3 separate regions of the Homo sapiens genome follow, and regions 1 and 3 are each linked to region 2. A link is a contact called in ENCODE Hi-C or POLR2A ChIA-PET data. All regions are on one chromosome and are shown on one strand. The core of a region is the stretch at or near the end of the contact, and the rest is flanking DNA. Distances in the headings are between cores, read along the strand shown. Region 1 overlaps TMEM154 (transmembrane protein 154). Region 2 has its middle 88 kb from the start of TRIM2. Region 3 overlaps TMEM131L (transmembrane 131 like).

What was found. A loop is a pair of places that touch in the nucleus more often than their neighbours do. ChIA-PET counts read pairs that join two places held with the same protein, here RNA polymerase II (POLR2A). Pooled maps may share reads with other maps.
Region 1: a loop to region 2 is called in a map with no recorded cell type, with 9 times the contacts of the local background. The contact joins two enhancer-like sites. A Hi-C loop is called at or near these places in 4 of 168 maps with a recorded cell type or tissue (IMR-90, PC-9, endothelial cell of umbilical vein and 1 more), 6 of 37 single-sample maps with no recorded cell type and 10 of 50 pooled maps.
Region 3: a loop to region 2 is called in a pooled map, with 6 times the contacts of the local background. The contact joins two enhancer-like sites. A Hi-C loop is called at or near these places in 6 of 50 pooled maps. POLR2A ChIA-PET finds 5 or more read pairs at or near these places in 4 of 52 experiments (CD4-positive, alpha-beta T cell, CD8-positive, alpha-beta memory T cell, activated CD4-positive, alpha-beta T cell and 1 more).

What each region holds. Positions count from the first base shown.
Region 1 is chr4:152,635,774-152,639,879 of GRCh38, forward strand. The region is part of intron 6 of TMEM154 (transmembrane protein 154); the gene reads right to left. Among named protein-coding and RNA genes, the nearest start is that of TMEM154, 42 kb to the right of the region's middle. Within about 2 kb of position 1,863, at least 3 of the 41 ENCODE cell types and tissues checked have a DNase peak (open chromatin) inside an H3K27ac peak, as active enhancers do.
Region 2 is chr4:153,114,685-153,119,112 of GRCh38, forward strand. No RefSeq gene overlaps it. Among named protein-coding and RNA genes, the nearest start is that of TRIM2, 88 kb to the right of the region's middle. Within about 2 kb of position 1,312, at least 16 of the 41 ENCODE cell types and tissues checked have a DNase peak (open chromatin) inside an H3K27ac peak, as active enhancers do; they include CD4-positive, alpha-beta T cell, where a contact is called at or near this core.
Region 3 is chr4:153,486,058-153,490,267 of GRCh38, forward strand. The region is part of intron 3 of TMEM131L (transmembrane 131 like); the gene reads left to right. Among named protein-coding and RNA genes, the nearest start is that of TMEM131L, 22 kb to the left of the region's middle. RefSeq lists enhancers at 1,486-1,535, 1,546-1,595, 1,746-1,865, 1,966-2,035, 2,216-2,385 and 2 more. Within about 2 kb of position 2,119, at least 28 of the 41 ENCODE cell types and tissues checked have a DNase peak (open chromatin) inside an H3K27ac peak, as active enhancers do; they include CD4-positive, alpha-beta T cell, where a contact is called at or near this core.

The DNA of each region.
Region 1 (4,106 bases), core at 613-3,112, 480 kb before region 2:
ATATAGAAAATGTGATGTAAATGTCTTACTATTGCTGTAATTATTACTGTATTTTCAAAATTATAAATCCACTTGAGCAGAACCACATCTAATTCTTTCCCTAATCTTTCCCTATGTTGCTGCTTAATGTAAAATCATCCCTGTGGTCAAGAGATATAAGAGGAAAGAAGACAGGCATTTGGCTAATATTTGCGATTCCTTGTCTGTGGTTATTCATCTGAGATTGCAGAGACAGAAACACGAAGCTTTCAGGAAACCGTCTAACTACAAATGCCTCCAGAAGAAGGAAGAGGCTGGCTAGATTGGAAGAGTCATGATAAAAGGGACTTTTTCTTGTTTGCACCACTATCTAGTGGCATTTGGGAGGGTGTTGTGAGTGTGGGGTTAGGCAATAAGGGAGTGTGTTTTCTACACAGAAGTTAAAACAATAATAAAACCAACCAAAAGGATCTGTTTTCTGTCGTTACCATGTGTTGGCAATGCTTAACCAGATCAGGGATGAAATTCTCTTCAACTTGAGGGCAGACCCCTCCTAGCACCCTCCTCCCACTGACACTTTGCCCCTGGGCAGTGCCAGGCACATAGCAGGTATGAATCACGGAAAAGATGCTAAGATGGAAAATAAGAATATGAAACACTCCCCTCCCCCATGATTCCTTTGTTGCTTTTCCTATTGATTTCTTTCAAACATGAAAACCATAGTGTCCACTTCTCATAGTATTTTGTACATCTCTGGTCCTTATTAAAATCCTGTGCTGTCTTTCGGATTCCATAGCTCAGGAAGAATATCCATTCAATGAGGACAGAGGAAAGTAATGAACAAGACTGGCCAATGAGACAAGGATAAAGTTCTGAAAGGCCTGAGATTACAGACCCTAACAAGACAAGCTTGAAGAGTTGAAGTCTTTGCACACAATGTGGTATATTCAGTGTAGGATGGTTATCAGATTGACTCCCTTTTCCCAGAAGCATGGTGGTCGTAGGTTCTATGGACTTAATAGATAACAGAGGTTCTATGTCAGGCATGTCTTTCTAGCATCAAGGAAAGTGGAACCCTGTAAATGAATTCCAGAAGGCTTTGTTTATCAGGAGAAAGGAGAAGTGTGTCTTCCACTAAATTCAATTTTTAATGACTGTTACATACTTTCTGAAGCATTAAATTCACCTGTATACTACTTCAATGACAGAGGAAGAATCATGCACAAGGTAAAAGCCAATGGAAAACTTTGGGTGATAATGGTGTGTCAATGTAGGTTGATTGATTGTGATAAATGTAGAACTCTGATGGGGGACGTTGATAATGGGGGAGGCTGTGCATGTGTGAGGGCAGAGGGTATATGGGAACTCTGTATTTTCTGCTCAATTTTGCTGTAAACCTAAAACTGCCCTAAAAATAATCTTTTAAAATCCCAGTGTGGGAGGGGGAAGAACAATTGCCACTGCATAAGAATAATTAGTTTCACTTGCGTGGTGCTTTAAAACTTAGCTACTGCCGGGTGCGGTGTCTCACGCCTGTAATCCCAGCGCTTTGGGAGGCTGAGGTGGATGGATCACCTGAGGTCAGGAGTTCAAGGCCAGCCTGACCAATGTGGTGAAACCCCATTTCTATTAAAAATACAAAATTAGCCAGGCGTGGTGGTGGGTACCTGTAATCCCAGCTACTTGGGAGGCTGAGGCAGGAGAACTGCTTGAACCCAGGAGGCAGAGGCTGCAGTTAGCCAAGATTGCACCATTGCACTCCAGCATGGGCAACAAGAATGAAACTCAGTCTCGAAAAAAAAAAATTAAGATAAAAATAAAACCTAGCTAGGTGGTTTCATTCTCTTATATCATCCTGTGAAACTAGAAGGACAGATGTTCTTATTTCCATTTTTCAAGATGAAGAAATTAAAACTCAGAGAGCTAAAGTGACTTGTTTTAGTCTAAAGAACAAACAAGCATTCAAATTAGGTCTTAAAATGAGTCTTCTAAGTCCAATGACCCACAAATGCACTTTCCACCTGTATCTATAACAATTCACAAGCTTTTAGAGAAAAAAGAAATCTTATTTTTGTCCCAGGGTAGATACTCAAAGTAAACATTTTATGGATTATCAATTTAATTAAAACATTAGGATAGGAAAAAGAAATGTACATAAAATTATGACAGAAAAGAAAGATTATCCAAATTATAAGGTGTTACTATCCTTTTAAAAACTTCAGACTGGGCGAGGCACAGTGGCTCACTCCTGTCATCCCAACACTTTGGGAGGCCAAGGCAGCAGAAGGATTGCTTGAGCCCAAAAGTTTGAAAGCAGCCTGAGCAACATAAGGAGACCCTGTCACCACAATAAAGTAAAATAAAATTAGCCAGGCATGGTGGACAAACCTGTGGTCCCAACTACTCTGGAGGCTAAGTTGGGAGAATCATTTAGGCCCAGGAGGTTGAGGCTACAGTGAGCTGGGATCACACCACTGCACTCCAGCCTAGACAACAGAATGAGAGTCTGTCTCTACACAAAACAACAAAACACCAAAAAACTCCAGAGTGATAAGTGGACTATTCTGAAATCACCAACATTAATGGGCCTATGCCAGTAATTAAGGAGAACTGAAAGTCTCATAGTAGATCAAACAAATTCCTGATTTCCCAGGATTGGTAGGTCCAGAAAGAAACCACCAGGGAACACAGGGACAAAAATAATGCTTCGCCCACCAGTATTGATGTGTCTGGGTCTTAGGATACAGGCTTAGGATAAAGGAAGTGAATTTTTTTTTAATCCAGTGAGCTGGGTCTTAGTATAAAGGCAGTGAGTTTCTGTACATCAGTCCTAACTTCCTAATAATTATACTAGCAATAACCAGTGCTTATTGAGAACTTACTTTGTTCTGGGCTTTGTTCTAAATCCAATGTACTTTTCTTAGATTTTTTAATGAATAAAAAATTAACTTTGCAATATCATAATAACCTTTGAAGTAATCAGAAAGTGCCTAGTGGTACAAAGATCTGGGACTTGCCATTCTTGGTTCTCGAATGCTGGTGCTGGCATTACGAGAGGGCATAAAGTGAAGGCCTGACAGCCATCCTGTGAATGCCACACAGCTCTGGACCCACAGTGGAATGTAGACCTTCCCTTTTAAAACAATCATTTAACTATGTGAAGGCTCTAGCTCATTTTCTCATTATTTCAAAAATCTGACTTTTTTTTTTTGAAACAGAATTTCTTTCACTCTTGTTGCCTAGGCTGGAGTGCAATGGTGTGATCAGTGCTCACTGCAATCTCCGCCTTCCCAGTTGAAGGGATTCTCCTGCTTCAGCCTCCCAAGTAGCTGGGATTACAGGTGCCCGCCACAACGCCTGGCTAATTTTTGTATTTTTAGTAGAGATGGAGTTTTACCATGTGGGCCAGGCTGGTCTCGAACTCCTGGCCTCAGGTGATCTGCCTGCCTCAGCCTCCCAAAGTGTTGGAATTACAGGCATGAGCCACATTGCCTGGCCAAAAATCTGATTTTTAAGAAGATTTCACTGCCATACAATTCTGTAATGTTAAGCTTCTTCCATGTTGCCAACAATTTCAAAGAGCAAAAGGCAGGAATGTAAAAACCACTGAGGGTAGTTTTTAGCATCATTGAGGTTGCTCATCAGTGATAGAGTAATAAGATACTTAAGATATTTATGGAGTTTTAGTAGTGATCTGAGCCCTATACCAGACATATATAGTTACATATTTCCAGGTAAGATCAAAACATGGGGAAAATATTCCTTTGTAATATTCCCCCTGGCATTGTTGTTTTCTTCCACCTGCTTGTTAATCAATCTCTCTCTCTCTCTCTCTCCCCCTCTCTCTCCCTCTCTCTCTCCCCATTTCTTTTAGAGACAGGGTCTTGCTCTTGCTTGTTGCCCAGGCTGGAATGCAGTGGTACAATCATAGCTCACTACAATCCTGAAATCCTGGGCTCAAGCAATCCTCTCACATCAGCCTCTCAAGTAACTAGGACTACAGGCAAGCGCCACCAAGCATGACCTGGAATCTCTTTTAAATAGGATAGAATCCTTCCTGAACTGGCAATAATCTTAACATGAAAATGCCTAGGGTGGTGATATTGACCTAAATCTACAATAGGTAT
Region 2 (4,428 bases), core at 62-2,561:
TTCTTTAGGTATTTCAGGGGCATCTGAAATTTAACATTTCCTAAATGTCACCCTTGATCTCCCCAACCCCCTCCCCACCACCCAACTGGTTCCCTCCATCGGTCCTCAGAAAATGGTGCCACCATCTCACTTGCAGTCATGCCCAACAGCTAGCATAGTCCTTGTGGGAGTGTCTCTGGAGATAAAGTCATAGACCGGGAAATGCTGTGCCAAAAGGCGTGTGCCACTTCTTAAAAGTATAGAGAGCTCTGATGCCCATTCACCACAATAACAAACGAGGCTTTGAAGCTCCTGACGTTATCGTCTCTGAAACTGTGAGGATTTTTTTTTAACTGGGTAGTTTGCTTTGCCTGGAACTCTTCCCTCCTCTGAGGCGTTGGTGAGTCAGCTGGGGCTCGTAGATATAAGCAATGGACACCAAGCTCTGGGTGTTACAAGTAGAAAAAATGGACTGAAAGAGTACTGGGTAGCTCACAGGGCCACTGGGAAGACTGAAAAACTGCGGGACTAAAGGGAGCCCTGAGGTCAGCCCCAACCAAAACCATACCCTAGAACCTGTGCACACCAGACTCTGGACGTCATCACTGCCTGCTGCCATCGTTGTCACTGCCTGAAAAACAGCCTCCTCCTCTCATCCCTGACTCTGCTTCACTAGGGTCGGTGCCTGTGCCCTGGCTTCCCAGGAGGGGGAAAGGCAATGGGCCATTTTGACTGCACCCTTAAGACTTATCAGGTGTCACTCTGGGTGGCTGCAGAGGTGACGGCCGCCCATGGTGCTCATCCTGAGGGTCCGCAGCTCTCATTGCTGTTCAGCAAGACAACACTGGACCTGTTGGCTGTTACAGACTCTGGGGCTTTGGGAAGGGAACGTGAATGGAGCAGGGGAGGGAGGCAGGGTGGCACAATGTTTAATTATGCCATTCCAAAGTTCTGGCCACCAGTCTGTCCTGTCTGTCTGTCCTGCTAGCAAGTTCTGCATGTGGCATGTCAGCGGCCATCTTCATGTTCCTGCTGGGCCTCTTCTTTGATGTCATAACTATGAATATGTTGCCCACATTTTGTCCCCTTTTTATAGAAAGGCTCCAAGCACTTTGCAAACATTAGTAAGTGATTAGTCATCAGTACACAGTTGTTAATAAATCAGGGACTTTCTCAGCTGGATTCCTCCTGTTTTTCTCCCTCTGCCCATCAAGATGGGAGGTGGGGTGGTAGGGGGGAGAAAGACTGGACTCCTTTTTCTTAAGCACTGCCTTACCATTTCTCTACCAACCCTGGCACTTGCAGTGGAAACTTGCCGCTTCCGTTTTTAGCCACAGAGGTAATCTACTTTCATTTTGGCGACTAGGCTGGTATTTTTTTCCACGAAGCTGGGTGATGAGCCTTGCCCTGGTTTCTGAGGTTTCATGTTCACCAGCAGTAAGCCAGGCCTCCTTTTTCCCCTGGTTTCTTTTCTTTTCTTTTTTTTTTTAAAGAAGAGGAAACCAAGGCAAGTATTTAGTGAAGGTGGCCAAGACGCTGGAGCTGCTGTTCTCAGAGCGCAGTCTGCAGGCCAGCACATTAGCAACATCTGAAGTGCACATTAAAATAACTCCATCGCCACCTCCCAAATCAGCCCACCTCCCCCACTTCCCTCCACCCCACCTCCATCCACCCCACCTCCATCCACCAAATCAGTGTCTTTGGCATTAAAACCAAAGAAATTGCAGTTTTATTAAGTTCGCAGATGACACTCTAATTTAAAAACCACTAGTTCAGAGTAGACGTAGGCATCAGAGCAGTGACATGATTTGAAGCCACAGGCCTCAGTCTATGCACCTGCAAGGTAAGTGATGAGCAAATGAATGCAATAGGCAGCACGTGGACACTTTTGGGGGTGCCTATCCATTATACAAGTTTGTTTTTGTTTTTTTGAGAAAGGGTTTCATTGTGTCACCCAGGATGGAATGCAGTGGCAGGATCTCAGCTCACTGCAACCTCCACCTCCCAGACTCAAGCAATCCTCCCACCTTAGCCTCCTGAGTAGCTGGGACCACAAGTGCATGCCACCACACCCGGCTAATTTTTGTATTTTTTATATAGACAAGGTCTCGCTATGTTGCCCAGGCTGGACTTGAACTCCTGGACTCATGTTATCTGCCTCTCTTGGCCTCCCAAAGTGCTAGGGTTACAGGCATGAGCCACCCCGCCCAGCCTCCATTTCACAAGTATTTGAATGACTGCCTACTATGTGCAAAATATATGCCAGAAAATAATCAGGAAATTTTCCATCTATAAATTGCATTAGATAGATAGATAGACAGATAGATAGATAGATAGATAGATAGATAGATAGATAGATAGATAGATGATAGATAGATAGATGATAGATAGATAGACAGACAGATGATAGATAAACATAAACATTAGCCCTACTGTTTTCTGTCTTCTAAGATAAGGGAGCTGAATAGATGGAGCTGAAGGGTCTTCTAGTTCCAATTTCCTACAATTTATGAAGTGGTTGGAATTAGCCCTGACCACTTCCTAGACACTCTTAAAAAAAAAAAAAAAAAGACTTCAAACACACACAAAAAAGCACTAAAAAACAAAAACAGAAACAAAACACAGATGCCCATGTTTCGACCTCCAACATTGAACACATTTTAACATTTTTCAATCAATCTAAATCTTTATAGATACAGTTGAAGTCCTCACTTTCAACCCATTTATCTCCTTCCCTTCCTTTCTATCCAGAAGTGATGATCCTGAAACTGGTATGTGCCTTTTACCAATGGTTTTATAAATTCAAAATATATACTGTTGTTCAGTGTTTTTATAAACACATATATAGTTTATATATATCCATCATGTGCCTTTTATACCTATTTTGCAGTATTTTCAAATCTATCTATATTGATACATGTACATCTACTTTGTTCATTTGTATGACATTCCAATATATGAATATCACCACGATTTATTTAACCAGTTTCCTACTGATTAGCACTTTCCATTTTCCATGTTTGCTGTTTAGATGACAAATTGCTCTCCCACGTGATGGTGCCATTTATATTCCCGCCAGAGCTCAATGAGGCTCCACATTTACCCACATCCTTGCCAATACTGTGCTTGGTTTTAGGTTTTTAACATTTTTGCCAGTTCGATAGGGATGAAATGCCATCTCATGGTTATGCTGATTTGCGTTTCCTTGATTACTAATGAGGTAGAACATATTTTTCATTTTTTCCTTTTTTTTTTTTTTTTAATTTGAGACAGGGTCTCACTCTGTCCCCCCTGGCTAAAATGCAGTAGTGCTATCTAGGATCACTGCAGCCTCGACTCCCCAAGCTCATGTGATCCTCCTGTCAGAGGCGTTTGAACCAGAGCAACTCTGTCTTGAATAGGAACTGGGTAAAATGAGGCTGAGACCTACTGGGCTGCATTCCCAGAGGGTTAAGGCATATCTAGTCACAGAATGAGATGGGAGGTTGGCACAAGATACAGGTCATAAAGACCTTGCTGATAAAATTTTGCAGTAAAGAAGCCGCCTAAAACCCACCAAAACTAAGATGGCCACGAGAGTGACCTCTGGTCGTCTTCACTGCTACACATTCACCAGCGCCATGACAGTTTACAAATGCCATGGCAATGTCAGGAACTTACCCTATATGGTCTAAAAAGGGGAGGTATGAATAATCCACTCCTTGTTTAGCATATCACCAAGAAATAATCACAAAATGGGCAACCAGCAGCCCTCAGGGCTGCTCTGTCTATGGAGTAGCCATTCTTTGATTCCTTTACTTTACTAATAAACTTGCTTTCACTTTACTCTATGGACTCACCCTGAATTCTTTCTTGCGTGACATCTAGGAACCCTCACTTGGGGTCTGGATCAGGACCCCTTTCCTGTAACTCTCTCATCTCAGCCTCCTGGGCAGCTGAGATTACAGGCACCTGCTACCAGGTCTGGCTATTTTTTGTATTTTTTTAGAGAAGAGGGTCTCACTATGTTGCCCTAGCTGGTTGCAAACTCCTAGGCTCAAACAATCTGCCTGCCTCAGTCTTCAAAAGTGCTGGGATTATAGGTGTGAGCTACTGCACCCTGCGTATTTTTCATTTTTTAATAGCCATACACATTTTCTCTTCTGTTAATCATTAATTTATTTGTTCTTTTTTTTATTGAATTGCAGGATTTAAAATTTTTCTGGAGTCAAATGTTTCACTAGTTACACAAATTGCAAATATCTTCTCCCGGTCTGTAACTTCACCTGTGGAGTTGGGGTGCATCACTCTCCTGGCACGTGCATGTATTGGGTGCATCACTCTCCTGGCACGTGCATGTATTGACCAACCCAGAAACTCTGTGAACCCCTCTATGTAGGGGTTTTTATTGGAGGTTCCACTTATTACATAGACATGATTGATTAAATCATCAGCCACTGGTGATGGACT
Region 3 (4,210 bases), core at 869-3,368, 370 kb after region 2:
CTGTCTGTCGAAGGAGACTAAGTCCGAGATTAACGGATGGAAGCAACTGAATACTTTCTTAGGCCCTAGTATTATATGGTTCCTAGCAAATCCCTGAAAAAAAAAGAGCATGACTCGTGTAAGATAGACCCAGGGTTGGTCCTTCAGTAATATTTTACTGTATGCTAGATAACTTCTTTAGTTTTATGCTAATTCTAAGTGTGGATTATCCACAGATATTCAGCTACATAGCTTTTGAAATGTGGAAAATTTAAATCTGAAATATTGGGATTAGTTTGTGGAACACATGCCATTGTAATGTGTGCTGAGAGGTTGCCTTTAGAGGAGCTGTCCTGTCAGCTTGCTTTGCTTTGGGATTATTTTCAGCAGCAAGTAACAAAACCCTGACTCAACCAGCTCAAACAATAAAGAATGCATGATGTCACTTAACAAGAAGCCTGGAGGCAGGGTGGTTCTGGGTTGGTTTACTCAGCAGGTTAGTGTCAGCACCTGGGAGCCTGGTTCTTCGGACCTGTCTGTTCTGTTGGACTCTGTGTGCCGTGCAGCTCCCCTCACGTTTGCAGGAGGTCTGTGTGCTTCACAGCCTCCCAGCCTCCCACCTGAACATCCAAAGGCAGGTTAAAAGAACCCCTGGCTACTTTCTCAGAAGTACTCCCCAGCAGACTTCCCCTTCACATCTTACAGGTGGGTCTGCACTCACCTTGAACCACTCACCCACCCACGCCTGTGGAGTGGTGGAACCACGTGATCAGCTCTGTCCTGCAGGGTTTAGTCATAGGGAGCACAACCCGGCTTTGCCTAAGTGGGAGGAAGGGAATGGGCAGTGGGAAGGCCGACAGCAGTGTGTGCTATGCTGAGTGCTATGCTGGGCCACCTGAGCTCAGCGAGAAATGAGCGGTCTAGGGCAGTGTTTCTCGAAGCCTGGTCCAGGGACCTAAATCAGCATCGCTTGGGAACTCGCTAGACTGGCCGGTTCTCAGACCCCACCCCAGACCTGGTGTGAATCAGAAGCTCTAGGGGAGGAGCCCAGAGATCTGTTTTAACAAGCCCTCCAGGTGGCTCTGATGCACGCTCAAGTTTGAAAACCATTGGCCCAGGGTGAGGCAGCTCAGGGACCATGTTACAAAATATACTTTTTGTGGAGGATTAAATAATGAGAGGTAGAAATAGTCTTGTAGGTAAAACAGTGGGTGGAAATTGGGAGATGGTTGCTTTTCAGCCTGACTTACCACCACTGGCCCAGGATTTTATCAAACCTAGAATCCGTACGTATTCTCTTCATAGGGTATGGAGTGTTAGCTGGTGGATCGAGTGTGTCCGAAGAAGTTCTGCTGCAATGATGCACATGGGGGTGGGGTTCCAGGCTGAGCTTTGGTGTCCACCTATCAGGGTCTCATATGTCCTGGCATGCCTGGTAAATAGGTGGGTTAGGCCATTGCAGGTCAGCTTCCAGGGGAGGACTGAGGAACCTTCTGAGGGAGAATTCATTCATTATAAGGGAAGTAAGTTTGGCAGAAAACCTTGGCCCAGTAACAGAAAGTCTCAGTTGTTGGATGGGAGTGGCCACTCACAGCACAGGGTGGTATGTGTATTCAGATCTGTCTCCTGGCCCAGGCCCCTGTGGAGCTGCACAGGCGTGTGTGTGTGTGTGTGTGTGTGTGTGAGAGAGAGAGAGAGAGAGACACCCTCGTGGGCCTGTGGCTGAGCTGTATGTGTGTGTGTGGGAGTGTGCGAGAGAGAGGAGCCAGGGACAAGGAGAGAGACCCTTGTGGGCCTGTGGCTGAGGTGTATGTGTGTGAGAGAGAGTGAGAGAGACAAAGAGACAGACAGACTCTGGTGGGCCTGTGGCTGAGATGTGTGTTTGTGAGTGCGAGAGAGCAGACAGGGACAAAGAGAGAGACCTTTGTGGGCCTGTGGCTGGTTGTGTGTGTTTGTGTATGTATGAGAGACAAGAGAGACTCTTGTGAGCCTATGACTGAGGGGTGTGTGTGTGTATGTGTGCATGTTGAGAGAGACCCTGGTGAGCCTGTGGCTGAGTTTTGTGTGCGTGTGTGTGTGTGAGAGAGAGACCGAGACCGTTGTGGGTTTGTGGCTGAGTTTTGTGTGAGAGAGAGAGACCCTGTGGGCCTGTGGCTGAGTTGTGTGTAAGAGAGAATGAGGGTGCGTGAGTGCACCAGTGTGAGTGGGGTTGTTGGGGCATGAGGAAGGATATTACTTAAGGCAAAACTGAAAGAAGTGTTCTAAAAATTCTGTGAGAAACTGGGGTGGGCGGAAGCAGCACGGGGCACTGCCCACCCCAAGGGGACTTCCACACCCCGTCCTGCAGCTGGAGGGCCAGGGCTGCCTGTGGGAGGAGTGGGGACCGGGCCCTGGTGAGGGCAGGGCCCAGAGGAGGCAGCCGGGAACTTGGAGAGAAGGAACAAAATTGGGACAAGGGCCTGGGCCTGGGATAGCCCAGCCTGTTGTGTGCCACTTACAGGGGAGAAGGGCCTCCCCAGCCACACAGCAACCCGGGGATTCCCTGCGGCTCTGTTGTGGTGGAGTGGGAGCATTTGCCAGCTGAGGGGGCTGGATGGAGTAGGGCAACAGGAAGCAACTCAAGTTCAAGTGTGGTGTATTAATTTCCCAGGGCTGTCTAACGAAGTGCCACAAACTGCGCGGCTTTAGAACAACAGAATTGTATTCTCTCCTCACAGTCCGGTGGCTGGAAGTCCTCTGTCAAGCCGGCAGGGCCACGCTGCCTCTGAAACCCTCGGGGAGTCCGCCCTCGCCTTTTCCTAGCTTCTGCGGGCTCGCCGGCAGCCTGTGGGGTTTCTTGGCTTGCAGCTGCGGCACTCCAGTCTCTTGTCGCACAGCGCTCTCCCTGGGTGTCTCCGTGCTTTCACGTGGCTGTCGTATAAGGACACCAGTTATATTGAAGCAGGGGCCCACCCTACTCCAGTCCAGCCTCATCTGGACTAATTGCATCTGCACCAACCCTGTTTCCAAGTCAGGTCACATTCTGAGGTACTGGGGTTAGGACTTTGACATATCATGTTGGGGTTGGTGGAGACACAGTTTAACCCATAACACATAGTCCCCAGCGAGACTCGTCTGTGAGCCCTTGTGAATGTCCCTCACTTGTTTTCCTTGCCCTCCCCCAACACCAGGGCTCCTGAGAAACGCCTTTTTGGTATTGGGCTGGTGATGTGTGAAGCGATCCACTGTGAAGCTTCCTTCCTGAGAGCTGCACAGACCAGTCTACGGCAGCTTTGGACTCCTGGGCTCCAGCCGCAGCTGCAAAACCCACGCAGTTTCTTCCCAGCTCATTGAACCTGGCCTTTTGGTTGAATGGATTTTATTTCTGAATTATTTCTTTGTGTATCTGTAGGAGCACGTCCAAGGAAAATTCTTTATTTTCACAAGATTGTGAGCACTGGGGAGAAGTATTTTTTTCTTGAGACAGAGTCTCACTCTCTCACTCAGGCTGGAGTGCGGTGGTACGATCTCAGTTCACTGCAACCTCTGCCTTCCAGGTTCAAGCGATTCTCCTGCCTCGGCCCCCTGAGTAGCTGGGGTTACAGGCATGTACCACCATGCCCGGCTAATTTTTGTATTTTTAGTAGAGACGGGGTTTCACCATGTTGGTCAGGCTGGTCTCAAACTCCTGACCTCATGGTCCACCCACCTTGGCCTCCCAAAGTGCTGAAATTACAGGTGTGAGCCACTGCGCCTGGCCCAATTTTTTTTTTTTCTTGCGGAAAATAAGTGGGCAGATTTAATAATGAGCAAATAGGCAAAACCATGAAATCAAACCTCGTTCCTTGTGTCAGAATTCAGAAAAAAGCGACTAATGTAACTGGTGCCAGGCTGTGTGTGCTGTGGTGTGTCTCTGTATGTGAGTATCTTAAACTTGTTTCATTATCAGTTTAATTTAGCAAATGAATACGAGTTGATTCCCAGGCTGAAGCAGGTCTTGGTGGGCCATTCTGTTGGTTTGCCAGGAGAATCCTTTTGTTATTTCCTGGAAATGCTTGAATCATAGATGAGTCTCTTCCTGCGTCCGTGTATTTCAGCTGCAGTTTTCCAAGTGTGTAATAGTGCTGTCCATAAGGAATAGCTGCTGTTACTGTGAATTGAAATACTTAACAGGTCTACTTTCAGGTGGATAAATGTCACATCCAAATTGCGTGTTAGTTTGACTTTCAGGTAACTTAATTAGCAGATTCAT